Linked DNA regions of Homo sapiens: region 1 is linked to region 2. A link is an interaction called in ENCODE POLR2A ChIA-PET data of the cell type or tissue named here. Cell type or tissue: A673. All regions are shown on one strand.

The links. ChIA-PET counts read pairs that join two places held together with the same protein. Peaks named below come from ENCODE experiments on the same cell type or tissue, not always from the same donor. Only the 100,000 strongest peaks of a DNase experiment are listed, where the experiment ranks them.
Region 1: POLR2A ChIA-PET joins it to region 2 with 6 read pairs; 2 of 35 experiments call an interaction of 5 or more read pairs at or near these places.

Annotation. Positions count from the first base shown.
Region 1 is chr11:32,635,940-32,643,939 of GRCh38, reverse strand. It overlaps CCDC73 (coiled-coil domain containing 73), which reads left to right. Exons shown (of 18, transcript NM_001008391.4): 13 at 1,858-1,968. Among named protein-coding and RNA genes, the nearest start is that of EIF3M, 56 kb to the right of the region's middle. In A673, no CTCF peak of the experiment used is centred here; no DNase peak of the experiment used is centred here; H3K27me3 peaks cover 2,151 bases.
Region 2 is chr11:32,436,710-32,444,709 of GRCh38, reverse strand. The region is part of intron 1 of WT1-AS (WT1 antisense RNA); the gene reads right to left. Among named protein-coding and RNA genes, the nearest start is that of WT1, 5.2 kb to the right of the region's middle. RefSeq lists a silencer at 3,413-3,707, enhancers at 4,984-5,839, 5,840-6,697, 7,287-7,434 and a promoter at 7,736-8,000. In A673, no CTCF peak of the experiment used is centred here; DNase peaks (open chromatin) are centred at 4,929, 5,367, 6,649, 7,857 and 1 weaker place; H3K4me3 peaks cover 2,234 bases; H3K27me3 peaks cover 8,000 bases.

The DNA of each region.
Region 1 (8,000 bases), 200 kb before region 2:
ACAGCTGTACAATCTGTGTGTTTTAAGCTAAGTGTTATTTCAAAAGAGTCAAAAAGTTAAAAAAAAGTTTGTAAAGTCAACTAAGCTTGATTTATTATTGAAGAAAGAAAAAATTAAAAAAATTTAGTGTAGCCTAAGTATACAGCATTTATAAAGCCTATATTGGTGAGTAATAATGTCCTAGACCTTCACATTCACTGACCACTCCCTCACTGACTCACCCAGAGCAACGTTCATGGTAAGTACCTTATATAGTTACATGTGTACCATTTTTAATCTTTTATTTTTTTACTGTACCTTTTCATTTTTACTGTACCTTTTCTATGTTTAGATATCCTTAGTTATAAAAATACTATTGTGTTACAATTGCCTACACTAGTCAGTGCAGAAAGATGCTGTACAGGTTTGTAGCATAGGAGCAATAAGCTATACTATATAGTCTACGTATACCATTAGTAGGCTATACCATCTAGGTTTGTGTAAGTACACTCTATGATGTTCATACAGTGACAAAAATCACCTAATGATGGAATTATCAGAACATATCCCTGTCTATAACCAACACATGACTGTATATACCTATAAATTAAGGACCTGTTACTTTTATAAAAATATCTATGTTATCCTGAAACAGAGGCAATCAAAATAGATATTCACTGGGTACTCTTAAAATGCATAGCTTCTTATGAGCAAGAGGAGAATCTCCATGTTAAAATTGTAAAATTCGTATTAGATATGTTGCCATAATTTTACATAATTTATCTTTGCATACTGATATTCTAGATGTAATTGAGAATTCTCTAAATAGATGGAGTACTATGAATAATATGGAATTCAAATGAGATGGATTTATATATGTAATATGGAAAGTAAGCAAAACTTTTTTTTTTAAAGAAAAGCAGATGACAGAACAGTGTATGATATGGTCTCATCTGTATTTAAAAATATATATATATTTTACGTACTTTTATGGTTATATAGACAATTTCTGGAAAGATATACAAGAAACTGCTACAGTGGTTACTTCTGGGGTGGAAAACTGAGAGAATAACTTTACTTTTTTTAAAAAAAAAAATCCTTTTGTGTGGCTTGACATTTTTAACCTGAATGTGCATAGCTTTGTAAACAACTTAAAGATTCCAAATGTATTAGGCATGTAGGTAGGAGTTCTATCACTGTTTATCTTTTTATAGAAATTTACTTGGATTATCAGCAGACATTGGAAAAACCTAATAATATTGATGACACTGATTTAATAGCTTTAAAAACCTAGTCTTAGAAAACACATGGTAGTATTTTTACTCTATAAGTTTATTTTGTGGGAGGGAGAGTGTGGTAGTGATTCTGTTATGTTAGTTCAATGAAGTAATTAAGTTAATATGGTAAATATTTAAGTTATACTTAAAAAGTGTTAATTTGAAATTAAAATTAAAATTGTATTTAAGAGTTTTCTAGCCAGTTAATTTCTAAAATAAACAGATAATGGAAAAAATGTTCTATGGTAGTTAAATTTCTTTAGTAGAGTTAGGCTGGATCGTGCTACATTTCATACTTTTCAGTGCTGTACTTTATATTACCTTTTCAGCACATTAAAACTTATGCAGTGAAACTGAATAATGGCAATGTTTTTATACTCTTTTATAGCCATTTCTTTATCAAAACCTCCCCCTATTTTCTGTTAGCTAAACTATAAGCACCTTTCCATTAATTTATGAAAATTATTGTTGAGATAGCACATTATCACTGATCTGTATGGCACTTTCAGCATGTTAGAAGCAAAGGTCCAAGCAACATAAAACACATCAGAATTCATTAATGTGGTATTGATTATTTTTTGGATAATTAATTTTATTGCAGACCCTTGAAAGAGATAATGAGCTGCAAAGGGAGAAGGTAAAAGAAAATGAAGAAAAGTTTCTTAATCTTCAAAATGAGCATGAAAAAGCACTAGGAACTTGGAAAAGACATGTAAGTTTATTAAATAGAAAAATATTAAAATATTTTAAATAGTTTTAGACATTTAAAATAACTATAAATGCTAAGAAAATATTGCAAAAATATTAGAGGACTAAAATCAGACACATTTTTTTCTTGGTCTCATATTTCCAAAAAGGTGAATGCTTTTTAAAAGCTAAATTTAATGAAATTCCCTGTAATGCTTTTATGCATGGAAGACCACACAAATACATGTTTGTGTATATATGCATGCATATATATATATATACACACACATATATATATATAATTTGAGCCCCCATGTGACAAAGAAAAATTAATTTACTTTTTCATAAAACCATTGCATAGTATTTTAGTAAATGATTAAAATAATTATATATGTACTATTATTAACTGATCTATTTTGCTTTCCTCAGCAGTTTTGTTGAGATATATTAGAGCCATGTTTAGAACATGTGTGCAGTAGTTGACTTCTGTAGTATTACCATTTTATCATATTAACAACATATCATAAGGGTTGTTGTATTCTAAACATGGCTGTTTCCTTAAATCATATTTTTTTATTTTATAATAATTTTTAATTCAGCAAGGTAGATAATAGTGTAAGATGAGGTGAAATCAAGTTGTGAAATATAAAGGTTCACTTTAAACATTGGTGGACCCCAAGATTGATTATTCTATGCTAATATCAATTTTAATTGCATTTTAAATTCTTTTTAAATAAATGACAGAGTAGAAAGTCACTATGAGTTTATGAAGCTATATTTTGGGAAGGTATGATTATGTTTTAGACTATTGTGCTAATTATACTATGCAATATATTATAGTAATGGATATCTAAATACCAGCTTGATAATATTTTCTGTAGATTATTTTGTTTGATTCAAATTATTACATAAGTAACTCTTGATTTGATTCACTTGAAACTAACATGTTTTCTTTTCTTTTCTTTTCTTTTTTTTTGGTGGGGGACAGAGTCTCACTCTGTCCCCCAGGCTAGAGTGCCGTGGACGGATCTCTGCTCACTGCAAGCTCTGCCTCCTGGGTTCACACCATTCTCCTGCCTCGCCTCCTGAGTAGCTGGGACTACAGGCACCCGCCACCACGCCCGGCTAATTTTTTGTATTTTTAGTAGAGACAGGGTTTCACTGTGTTAGCCAGGATGGTCTCGATCTTCTGACCTTGCGATCCGCCTGCCTTAGCCTTCCAAAGTGCTGGGATTACAGGCGTGAGCCACATCGCCCAGCCGGAACTAACATGTTTTCTTAATTTATAGTTTGGAGACATCAAGTCTTCACTGATGGTTTTGCTAAGGTTTACTTAAATCTAAGAAAAGTTTTGTATTTAATTTTATCAGAATACTAAAAAATCGTTAAATGGTATACTAGTACAGTTTATCATTAGGCAACAAGCATAGTAATGTTCATTTTAGCATCAGTTAATCTACATTTTATCCATGTACCTTCTTTTCATCCCCAGTGTTTAAAAGCCCATGGAAATGGTGCTATCAGGATAAGGAAAACTGTTTAAGTGAAAAGGAAATATAAACTTAAATATGCCAAACTTGCAAAAAAAACCAAAAAGATCAGTTTAGCTAAGAAAATTAAACATTCATTTTCTCTGAGACTACAACCATGCTCCTCTCTCAAGAAAAAAAAGAAAACTATTAAGAAAAATAAGCAGTTTCACTGGTGAGGCCTCAATCTATAAATGTGGATAAAGTCGGTTTTATCTTAGAATTTTTAAGTTCTGCAATCATTTTGCTTCCATTATGATTTGGTACTCAACAGAATATAGATAAGTAAGAAAAAGCTGCCTTGGTTCGATAAGAGTTTTCTTCAGTGGGAGATCACATTTACTTTTTAATTGTATTTCTATCTGTAAGTTTTTCACCATTCTTGAGTGAAGGGCAATAGTAGTGTGGCTACTGAGATTGGATCAAGATAGGTTAAAAAAACAAAGATACTGATAAAAATAAATTGGAATCATGTAAACTGCTGTTTCATATTTGGTCATTCAAAAAAATAAACAGTGAAAGAAAATACTATGCTAATAAAACTTGCATATTATTAGATAGTATATTTAAAATTCATTGAAATATTAAAAATAACAATGTTATGTATATCTTTTTATTTTGACTAGATATATAACCAATGGTTGTTATATAGACAAAAAAACAATAAGTGAAAATGTTCAGAAATTAGGGAAAGGGAGGTCACAAAAAGAATTCAATTTGGCCGGGTGTGGTGGCTCATGCCTGTAATCCCAGCACTTTGGGAGGCCAAGGCAGGTGGATCACCTGAGGTCAGGAGTTCAAGACAAACCTGGCCAGGATGGTGAAACCCTGTCTCTATTAAAAATACAAAAATTAGCCGGGCGTGGTGGTGGGCACCTGTAATCCCAGCTGCTTGGGAGGCTGAGGCAGAGAATTGCTTGAACCCAGGAGGTGGAGGTTGCAGTGAGCCGAGATCGCACCACTGCACTCCAGCCTAGGCAACAGAGTGAGACTCCATCTCAAAAAAAAAAGGAAAAAAAAGAATTCAATTCACAACACTTATTGAGCATATACTATGTGTTAGACACTATTCTAGGCACTGGGTTTTCAAAGATGCCTAAAATACAAGGATTATCAAAAGAGCTTACACTCTGCAGGGACAGATAACTATGGAATTAATCACAATAGTGCAAGGTACTTTTTAGCATTATTAACAAAGTACTATGAAAGCACAAAATAAATCATTTTCTTTAGCTGGGCTGGAGAAAGTTTTAGAGAAAAGATGACCCTAGAATTTGGCTTCAAAAGATGGAATAGGATTTTTTGGGGGGGGTGTCGGGGAAGATGGAGTCTCGCTCTGTTGCCCAGGCTGGAGTACAGTGGTGCGATCTCGGCTCACTGCAACCTCCACCTCCCGGGTTCAAGCAATTCTCCTGCCTCAGCCTCCCGAGTAGCTGGGACTACAGGCGCAGGCCACCATGCCCGGCTAACTTTTTGTACTTTAGTAGAGATGGGGTTTCACTGTGTTGCCCAGGCTGGTCTCGAACTCCTGAGCTCAGGCAACCCACCTGCCTTGGCCTATCAAGGTGCTAGGATTACAGGCGTGAGCCACTGTGCCTGGCTGATGAAATGAGGTTTAAGCATAAGGTTCCCATCTCCACCCTTCCCATTCCATCCTGTTGGCATTTCATTTAAAAAACAATAGAACAATCGGCTGGGCACGGTGGCTCATGCCTGTAATACCAGCACTTTGGGAGGCTGAGGTGGGCGGATCACGAGGTCAGGAGATCAAGACCATCCTGGCCAACACGGTGAAACCCCGTCTCTACTAACAATACAAAAATTAGCCAGGCATGGTGGCACATGCCTGTAATTCCAGCTACTCGGGAGGCTGAGGCAGGAGAATTGCTTGAACCTGGGAGTCAGAGGTTGCAGTGAGCCAAGATCGCCACTGTGCTCCAGCCTGGCGAGAGAACAAGACTCTGTCTCAAAAAATAAAAATAAAAAATAAAAGAAATAGAACAATCATGGAGGCATGAAAGTCCATTTTCAAGGACCATGAATAGTCTGCTCTGATTTAAAAATGGGATGTGTGAAATGTGACATTGGAATATAGGTTGAGATCAGCTTTTGAAGACTTCCTTACTAGGAGATTAGAATTTAAGTAATGGGAAGCCATTGAAGGGTTTAAAACAAATAAGTGACACAGGCAGATTGTGTTTTAGAAAAATAATTCTTGCAACAGTATGGAGGATGGCTGTATGGAAAGAAATCAATAAGAAGAATGTTGTAATAATCTAATCATGAACCTATGAGTCTGTGAATTAGGACAGTACCACAATGAAGAGGGATAGATGCAGGATGAATTTTGGAAGTAGACTTGGTATGGTTAGTGACATTTTATATATAATGGATATTGGGAGGGGAAAAGACATCAAATAGTCTCAGGTTGGTATAACTCATAGAATGATAATATCATTAACTAGCTTAAGGAATGTGAAAGGAGAAGCAGATTTTGTGGATGAAAATAATGAGTTTAATTTGAGAACTGTAGAATTTATGGTGCTTTTAGGACATCTAGCTTGAAGTGCATACTATCCATTTGGAGATGTTAATCTACTCCTAGGAGAGAGGTTGGGGAGGAGATATAGATTTAAGATTTATTAGCATAAAGGTGAAATTTGAAGTTATAGGTGAAATAATGTGGAAAGAGTGGAACACTTGAAGGAAGAGTGCTTAAGAAGAAAGAACCTTGGGTTTCTTATCCCAGGAAGCAAGAAAAAAGAAGAAAGAACCTTGGGAAAAGCCAATATTTTGTGAGTGGGGTGTGTGTGTGTGTAAGAGAGAGAGAGGAGAGGGGTGTGTGTATGTGTATGTGTGTGTGTGTGTTTGGGGGCAGGAGGGGAGAGGGAGCTGGTAAGACAGGTAGGAGGATAAAGAGAGAGTACTAGCATGGAAGTCAAGAAAGGAAGCTGTTTCAAGAACAGAGTAGTCAACATGGTCAAATGCTACAGAGCTATTAAATGATGTGAGACTTGGAAAAAATCCTTTTGCTAATTTGCAGGTGATATTTGAGAAAACAGTAGAACAATGAGGGCAGAAGTCAGGGTATTAAGGAGTGATGGGAGGTTAGAATTTGAAAGTAGCAAGTATAGACTTTAAGAAATGAGAAAGACAGGGCCAGGCTCAGTGACTCATGCCTGTAATCCCAGCACTTTGGGAGGCCGAGGTGGGCGGATCACAAGGTCAGGGGTTCGAGACCAGCCTGGCCAACATAGTGAAACTCTCTAAAAACACAAAAATTAGCTGGGCGTGGTGGTGCAAGCCTGTAAGCCCAGCTGTTCGGGAGGCTGAGGCAGAAGACTCGCTTGAATCCAGGAGGCGGAGGTTGCAGTGAGCCAAGATCACGCCACTGCACTCCAGCCTGGGCAACAGAGTGAGACTCCTTCTCAAAAAAAAAAAAAAAAAAAAGAAAAAGAAAAAGTGAAACAGACAGAGGAACTGGGTCAAGGAGGAAAAATATTAGGAATGTGTGTAAAGCATATTTGTAGGCTGACGAGAAGATGCTGGTGTAGTGTGAGAGATTGAGAATAGGAAGAAGAAAAGAGAAAATTCCTAGAATTAGGACTTAGGAAGATAGGAGAGGAAGGAATGAAGAACACATGGAGAGTTTAGCCTTGGAAAAGAAATACCTTGCAGAGATAGATTTAAAGATGATTAAAAATAGATGAAATGAACAGAAAGTAACATGAGTTTACACCTACTGGCCTCTATATAGGGCTTTATAGAGGAATATTAATTATAAAAATATTAGGAATAGTAATTATAGTATTTATAATAAGGAATATTACAAGCACTAGTGGAATTTGTGGTAGGAGTTTTAAAATTGTTCAAGAGAAACTTTTATAAGAAACTTTTAAACTTTTATAAAACCACAAATATACTTTTCCATGACAAAAGGATATTTTTCGCCTCAGTGGAACTTACCTTGGCTCATATTTGAGGCTTCTGTGAGAGTACTCCTTTCCCCAAAATCAAGTTTATGAAATTTTATAGGGAGTGAAAGTCTAATTTATGGATATAAATATACGGCTGACATGTCAGTTTCTGTGGTACCACTTAGTGCTTAGTACTCATCTAGTGGAATTCAAATCTGTATGTGCAATTTGTAACAAGAAAATTAAACTTTAAGAAAACAATGGAAGTATAATGTTTGTAGAATATAAAATTCATAAATTCTTATTTATGAATTTAATTTTTTGTTTTTTATGAATTTAAATAAATTTTTTTATGAGACAAGAGGTAGTTTAATATTGTCATTAAGGACACGGTCCTCAGATTTAGCTTTGGAATTAAATCCTCACTGCCATTTTGTATCTACTTGATCTGGGACAAGTTACTTAACTTCTGTGAGCCTCGTATTTCTTACCTGTAAATTGGGCATAATAATACCTCATAGGGTTTTGCTGAGTATGCAGTTATGCTTATTAAGTAGTCAGCCCAATTCAATAAATGGTAGCTCTTAATATTAGTAATGACTTTGTGATTG
Region 2 (8,000 bases):
ATAAAAAATAAAAATAAAAAAAAACCCATTAGGCACATTCTAAAAATTAACAAATCAGGTTGATTTGATCAGGTCAGATCCTCCAGAAAACTACAAAAAGGGACTATATTATTGCCTCTCTCCTCTTACAGTTTACAGAACCATAATTTTAATGCTGTGGACATTGGGTTGAAATAAACTACCAGAAAATGTCGTTGCATCTTTTGAAACATTATTTTTGAAGTCGCTAACCGTTACCTGATAACTCTTATAGAAAGGCTAGTATGGTAAGTTCCTCTTTGAGTTTAGTACTAGAAAAAATTCATCTCTTCTGAAAAACTAGGTTTCTTCCCTTTATTGCATCACGAAAGATAGGTAACTAGTGCTATTTTCCCCTTTCTTACTTGGCTGTCAGGAAGTTCAGAATTGCATTATGCTCAATTATAGTAACTATCTGCATCCTTTGATTCTAATATTAATTCAATTTTTTTCTTCTCATTAGCCCCATTTAGCCTATCTTTTACCCTTGTTCCAATGGCTTTCTTAAATCTATCATTTTTTTAATAAAATAAAATTTTAAGCAAGTGAAGTCCTTATTTACCATCAAAAGTAGAATACTTTGGAGTAAAAGGAGAGTAATTAATAATTAAGCTGGGACAACAGCTTAAGCTGAGACTGTCCTGGGCAAAATCAAAATGTGATGTCACTCTAGATACAAATAATAAATAAAACAGATAACATTTATGCCATTCCCAGGTTGGGGATAATTAAAGATAAACATGCGCCCTACATAAGGAATGAAAGCTAAGTTATGTGCTTCTTATTCATCTTGTGTCACATCTGTTGATTATAGTTTAATATTTATTATTTCTTGGGAAATTTTGTAATTAGCCTCTATTTGTAGAGGAAAAAATATTGGGCTTTCTAAAATGTATTTAATTTCTACCAAAGTAAGGGGGAGGGTCTTTTAGATCTGGAACAGTGATCACAATAGAAGTTTCATTTGTTTGTGATTTATGGAGACTTGGAATAAATGTACTATTGACCAGTGTCAGATTTCTAATGACTAGATCTTGTTTTTCCTAAGCAACTTTGCATAAACTTTTGTCATATTTTGAACAGCAAGCTGATACTGTGTTCCAGACCGTTTACAGAGCTATTAATAAATGCTATGTGGTAACTCCAGGAAGAGGATCAAACTACTTTTTCTCCCCATTGGCTGAAATCAATTTCCTGCTTATTTTGAAGAACATGGGATTACCAATGTCCTTGACATACGCTGGGTATTTTGCAAAGAAACCCATTAAAAATAAATGAGATTCAGAATTTTAACCTAAAGCGTTCATAGTCAAAAAGGAAATCCTTGTCAGTGCCTTGGTTGCAAAGTCTTTCATATGTGAAAGAGTGAGATTTCAGTGTAGTACAGGTGAGTTTAAAAGAAGATAGAAATTACTTTCTGTGTTTGTTCAGAATCATGCTGTAATTCAAGCTCTTGCAGGCTCACCTGTTTTAAGTCATAGCTAATATTGTCTGATTAGAAGAATTGTAGGTTTAATAACTACCAGTTATTGATTTCTTACTACATGCCAGGTGCCACGAAAGCAATTTACATATGGTGTTTTAATTTGTTCTCAAAACAACCCTGTGAGGTGATGGTATCATTAGCCCTGTTTTAAGGTTATGAAAATTAAAGCTCAGAGAAAATAAGGAAGCCACCCAAAGCCATACAGAAAATAACTAGCGAGGAGGCTTTAAACCCCAGTCATCTGATCCCAAAGCCTTGCTCTCTATACTATTATAAACTTCTACAGTAAGAAGCTCTCTATGTGAAAATTATAAGGTTCAACACTTGGCCCAACAAGATGGCCAGAGAACAGTAACAATAACCGTAGCAGTGATGCTTACATAGCACACATTCTATGCTATGCATTGTTTTGAAAGTTTATATATATGATCTCACTTACTTATCACAATAGCCCTGCATGAAAGGTACTATACTCACTTAAAAATGAAGAACCATGAGAGCAAGCAATGTGCCCCAGTGTTCTGAATAGACATATTCCTTTCCACATGTTCACATGTAACAATGTTATGATGGTCTTCTGCACTGTCTGACACTTCAGAGTTTTCAAATCACCTATGGATGCTTTATTTCATTTTATATAATCTCCATTTTACACATAAAGCTACTGAAAAACTGAGAGCTGAAGCTATTTCCCTAAGATCACAGTAACTGATAGAGATAGGATTTGAGTTCAGGTGTTTTTATACCTACCCCAGAATTCTTTATCCTGGACAAGGCTGCAAACCTGAAATGTGGCTCTAAGGAACAATGCAATTCTAAGATTTTCAATGCAATTCTAAGATTTTCAGGTTGTTAACCTATAGACTTCTGTACTAAAAGAAGGAACCTAAGCTTGATTTTGAGGCAAAAGCCACATATTTCCTGTTTTAGGGTCCTGGTGTAGGGCAAAATCATTTAAATTTCCTTCTAGATGGCAACAACCTTGTTTAAGGTCAGATTCAGCAAAGGTTTCTCTTCCTGCTCTTCACCCTGATCCAACAAGAACAAAGACTTCCACCTTTTCTGAATTCACACCAATATCAATACTAAGCCTATAACTTATCAATTAATTGGAAGCAAAGCATAGAATTTATGTCTATATAGATAATAGCCAACATGTATTGAGTGCTTCCTAAAGGCTAAGAAATTTACATGCCTTACCTTATGTAGTCCTCATAACTTGCTGTTATTTTTTATCTTGAAGAGAAGAAAACTGAATTTCTCAGGGGTTAAATAGCTTTCAGAGTCACTCAGCTAGTGGTGATGATTTTAAGCCAGCTATATAAACAGCTGCCCTGCCGCTTTCATAAAGTCCAGTTTTGTAGGCAGAGATTTATCCAGACCAACCATTCCAAATCCTTCAAACCCTTCCTGCATCTGGACTGTAAGGTGGAATACTTCCTAAACACACTAAAATGTGGTAGTGTGGGCAGAAAGCAAAAGGAAGTGAGGGCTATCTGTTGCTCCTCATTCCCATCTCACCTTTAGTCATTCTCTAGTCTTACAGATCTCCTTGTTCTTTTATAGCAATTACTACTATATGAAAATATCTCATTGTTTCCTTGTAATGTATCTGTCATACCTACTGGAATATAAACTGTGAGAGCGGGGTGAGCCTGTCATTACCCTGTGCTCCTACTTGCTGCTACAATGCCCAACAATCTTTGTTGCACGGTGAGTGAATGAATGAAAGAATGAATGGCACGGAAAGGATGAGGATATCCCTGCTTTAAAAAAAAGATGGGGAAGGTGAGCTATTCCATTTTTCTGGTGGACAACTTGATTTTTTAAAAAAAGTCTTGAAAACAATCATTTCCAAAAAGCAAAGAATGTCCCAATTTGCCAAGATTTACAGAGAGCCATGGTTATGAACTTCACGAGCAATTGCTGCTTAAACATTGTGTCTGATTTTTGTCTTGGTAAGCTTCTGCCAGGAATTCTGTCCATTCCTCTTCCTCACTCCCGGGCGCTTTCCTCGTCTTCCACCGCTAATGAATACACATCCCTCTGCTGACCAGCGGCTGCATATCCCAGTTGCCAGACGAAGGCCCAGGTAGCTCTTCTCTACTGGATAATCCGTTATCTGTGTGAAGAGCCAGTGCCTCCTCTGGGTGGATTTTTGTGAAGCTAAACTGATCTTTGGGGGACAAATGCATTCTACAGAAATCAATGCCTTTCTCCCTCTAGTCATCTTTTTTTTCTCTTATTCCTTTGCTCTCAAATATATCCTGCATACCGTTATTTAAAAACATATTATCTAAGAAGACTCCAAATGTAAACGGTTGAAATTTTTCCTTTCCACCATACTTTCTGAGCCACCACTATGTTAACAAACTGGTCTAAAGAATATCCCCTTCCTGCCCTGCTGCACCCTCCCCCCATATTCCTAACTCAACCTTGGATATTTTTACAACATATATTCAGTTTGAAAGATAATACTGATACCTTGTTTTATATGAACATTTATACACCAGGACCCTGGCAAGGGACTGACTTCATTGGGATACTTTATGGCTTAATACATCTGAATGATTTATATCTCGTTTTGTCTAAGCATTTATGCTAATAAATTTAACAGATTCTCCAGTACTGCTTGGTCCTTCGTTTTCTTCAGGGGGTCAAAGTGAGAGGAAAATAAAGCAGGGTGTTACTAAAGAAAGAAGGAAGAAATTGGCTAAACGAATTTAGAACACAAATAAAATTACTGCACAAATAAAATCTCTGCTTACGATTAAGCTGGAATGGCGGTCAAAAAAGAAAAGGGAAAAAAAATTCCTAGATGCAGGTAGATTTCTATAATTAAGCCATTTCTCAAAGGGGAAGTAAATGTGACAGAATATTTAGCAAGCAAATTTACTGAGGAATATTTTGTTCCTATATAATTAAATTCAACACTGAGGTAAAACTGACAACTATTAAACTGAGGGCAGTTGGGAGAGGGAAAGGGGATGAGATAAAATCCAGTCTATAAAACATTCCATTATCTTTTATAGGTTAAAAAACACAAAAGAAATACTTGGAAAGAATTGTCTAAGACGGAAAGATTTTAAGATTGTGTGACTTTTTTTTTTTTTTTTTTTTTTTTTTTTTTTTTACAGGTGCAGAATAATTTTTTTTCCCTCTCTCGTGGTTTTTCTTTTCCCCATTTTTTTCCCCTGTTGTTTGCAAAGTTGAATCTGGGGTCAGGAGTTCTAATTGTAACCTCAGACTGGAATTCCAGATGGTGCGCTCAGGACTGGAAGCAACTCTCAGTTCATCAATTTCATGGGCCTACGTATCTGCTCTGGCCACGGCCTGGCCTCCATCCCCACTGTGGCATTAATGCAGAACAAATTGAGACATATCCTCTATATAATTAGTTCCAGAATTTAAAAAGATTTACGGTATAATAATAGAGGCAGTGCCGCGGAATCCTTTCACTGAGGACTCTCGGGGAGCTCGGGGACCATCTCGCGGTGGCATCAGAACAGACGAGTAACCCCAGCGGCTCCAGGCACTGCGAACTGGGGGAGAGGGGGAAATTTTGCACCGCATTCGGCAGTACCTAACGGTTCCGGGCTCCCAGATAGGGTCAGCGAGGAGAGTTAGGACAGTAAGTGGGGACTGGTTAAAAAAAATCGACTTAATTTTGAAATGATCAGAAGAAGCTGGGAGTAGTTATCACAAAGCCCCTCCCTTGCCCCCCCCTTTTTTTAATTGAAGGAATGACGTTGAAATTTTCACCGCCAGCGCGGGGCTGGGAACCATCCTAAACACTTGCCCTGCAGCCCCGAGTGGGCAGATTCCGAAGAGTTGGAGTCGGCGGGGAGGGGAGGAACAGCTGTTGGGCTGTCTTGCGCGTGGGGCTCGGGGCGCGGGCCCCGGGGAGAGGCGCTAGTCGAAAGCTTGTTCCTCTCCCGCGACAGGCAGCAGCGAGGTCGAGCCACTCTTTATTACGGCCTGCGGGCCCCGCGCGCAGTGTGGCTGTCCCCGCCCTTGACCGACCGCAGCGCTTTGGGGTGTTTATTCAGTTGTCCGCGGCCGCTGGGTGACTCCCGGAGGGCGGCCCAGGCGTGCGCACTGGTCCCTGGGGTTGCGGCTGTAGCAGCCCAGCTCCGCGCTCTGTCAGATGCAGTGGACAGCGCCGGGGTGAAAGTAAGGGTTGAGAAATCCTCACTGCCCTGCTCCTACCCAGCCTCGATTTTTTCATATTGCAATAATTATGCACCTTCGAGGCCGGGATGCCTGCGCTTTGCCAGTGTATCAACGCCACATGGTTTTCCAGGGGCTGTCCTCGCCTCTGCATCCCATTAGCTCTGAAGAGGTAGAGGGGTGGTGGGTAAAACCTCCAACTGGACGTTGAGAGACCCGGGTTTCAGCTCGGCGTTGCCACTAACTTGTTTCCTGTCCTTAAACAGTAGTAGTAACAAAAACTGTAAAGTTGATTGAGTCAAAGGCCCACACTGCTCTCCTATCTAATCCTCAGAACAACTCTATGAGGTGGGCGCTAGTATCCCATTATCCCGTTTGACCAGTAAGGAAACTGAGGCTCAGAGAGACTGCGGAACTCGTCTAGGGTCACACAGCTGTTGGTTACCTGGCAGAGCTGAGGTTCCATTCTGGGGCCACCAACCCCTTGCTCTTTACCGCTGCGCTCCATAGACTGCCTCTCCTTCGGCTGTCTGGGCCTCAGTTTCCTTCTCTGTAAAACGAGAAGTTTAATCTGCAGCTTTCTTTGCCAATCGGTGGTTCAGACCAGGAACCTCTGCTACAGATCTCGGCGCTGACAGGGGTAAGAAGGTGGGTGAAAGAAGGGGGCGCCCAGTTTTCCACAGCCTGCTTTTCTCTGGGACCTCGCGAAGGGCGGGCCTCGCGAGCTAAAGGAGGTACAGGAGAGCGCCTATCGTCCGCGGCGGGTGAAGGTGCTACCTGCCTTCGTGCTAGGCTGTGAGTCCTGGTGCTTAGCTCAGGGCGCCAAGGCCAGTGTAGCTGGCATGTCCCCCTTGGAAAACCTCAGGTCTCCCGCAGAGAACGTTACCCACAACAAAGAAGAGGACAGAGAGGCATGGAGCGCCCTGCGACTGCAGGAGTACGTCAGTTCCCCAGCGCTGGCTTAGTGTCGCCTGGGCTTCCGGGCATGTGGATCCGTTGGGGTCGTACGGAGACTTCCTGTCGGGTCCCTGGGGTCCTCCGACTGCGGCTCCTCAGCTTAGCACTTTCTTCTTGGCCCCGCAGGCTGCAGGGAACTCCTCCCACCTCTTTAGTCGGAGAAGTCCAAGTCGGGCGAGGGGGCACCCCGGGGTTCGCACCGGTGCTCTTCCCCTCCCCGCCCCCACAAGGATTCTGAGAAAATAAATGGCAGAGGAGAGAGGAGTTCTACATTTGCTTGGCTCTCCTTTCCTCCTATCCACCCCTACATCCCTCACCCCGGGGCAAAAACTTATTTTTGAAAAATGTTGGCAGAGATTTACGTGTCTTTGCCTTACCTGGGTTTCACAAACACAACGACTCACATTCAAGCCAGCCTCCCTTCAGATAACCTCCTCTCCCCCCGCTAAAAGTGCCAAGGATGGTAAAAGAAGAAACAATCTCAATCTTTTCGTTTGGAAATGAAAGTCCCCGGCTTTTCATAAAGGGCTCCTCGCCCCTCACAGTTGAGTCCTAGTTAAGAAAAACGACTTCCAAGTAGAAATAATAGGCGGGGAGAAGGAAGGGAGATACAGGGATCTGGGGGGTTCTTAGGGCAACTGGCAGTGAATTTTGTCTCGAGAGTCCTTTCTCCACTCAAAAAACCAAACGCGCGAGCCCCGCGAAAGGTTTAGGGATAGATCGTGTGGGAGAGGACTGAGCAGAGAGCGTGGGGGCAGTGTCTTGTAGAATCTTTCTTTTCTTAATAATAATTTTAAAAGCTTCTGAGTGGAGACGACGCAAAGTCAAGCAGCAAAGGTGGCCTGGGAGGCAAGCGGAGGGCTCAAGTGCCGCATCTTTACCCTCAGGGTCTCCTGCGCCTACGGGATGCGCATTCCCAAGAAGTGCGCCCTTCGAGTAAGTCCTGGGCCCGCACACACTTCGGGTCCGCAGCCAGAATTTAATGGCGACAACGTTTATGCAATGCAAGCTAAAAACCAAAGCGTAAAAAATTACTATGTCATTTATTGAAACGCCATTCTTTGTCAAACTGCAACTACTTTGCTTCACATAAGTTTGGCTGGAAAGCTTGCAGCCCCAGCCCGGGCCAGCCAGGTACAGGAGGCCGGACTGCAACCGGTTGCTTCCCTCCCGTCGCGCCTGGCCGTCCCACGCTGCGCCGTCGCTGCTGCCTCCTGGCGCCCCTGGGATTTTATACGCACCTCTGAAACACGCTCCGCTCCGGCCCCCGGTTCTTCTCCTTGCCTAGGGGTTGTTTCCCAATAGATACTGACTCCTTTAGAAGATCCAAAAACCAAACCAAAACACCCCCTACCCGCCCCAAACACCT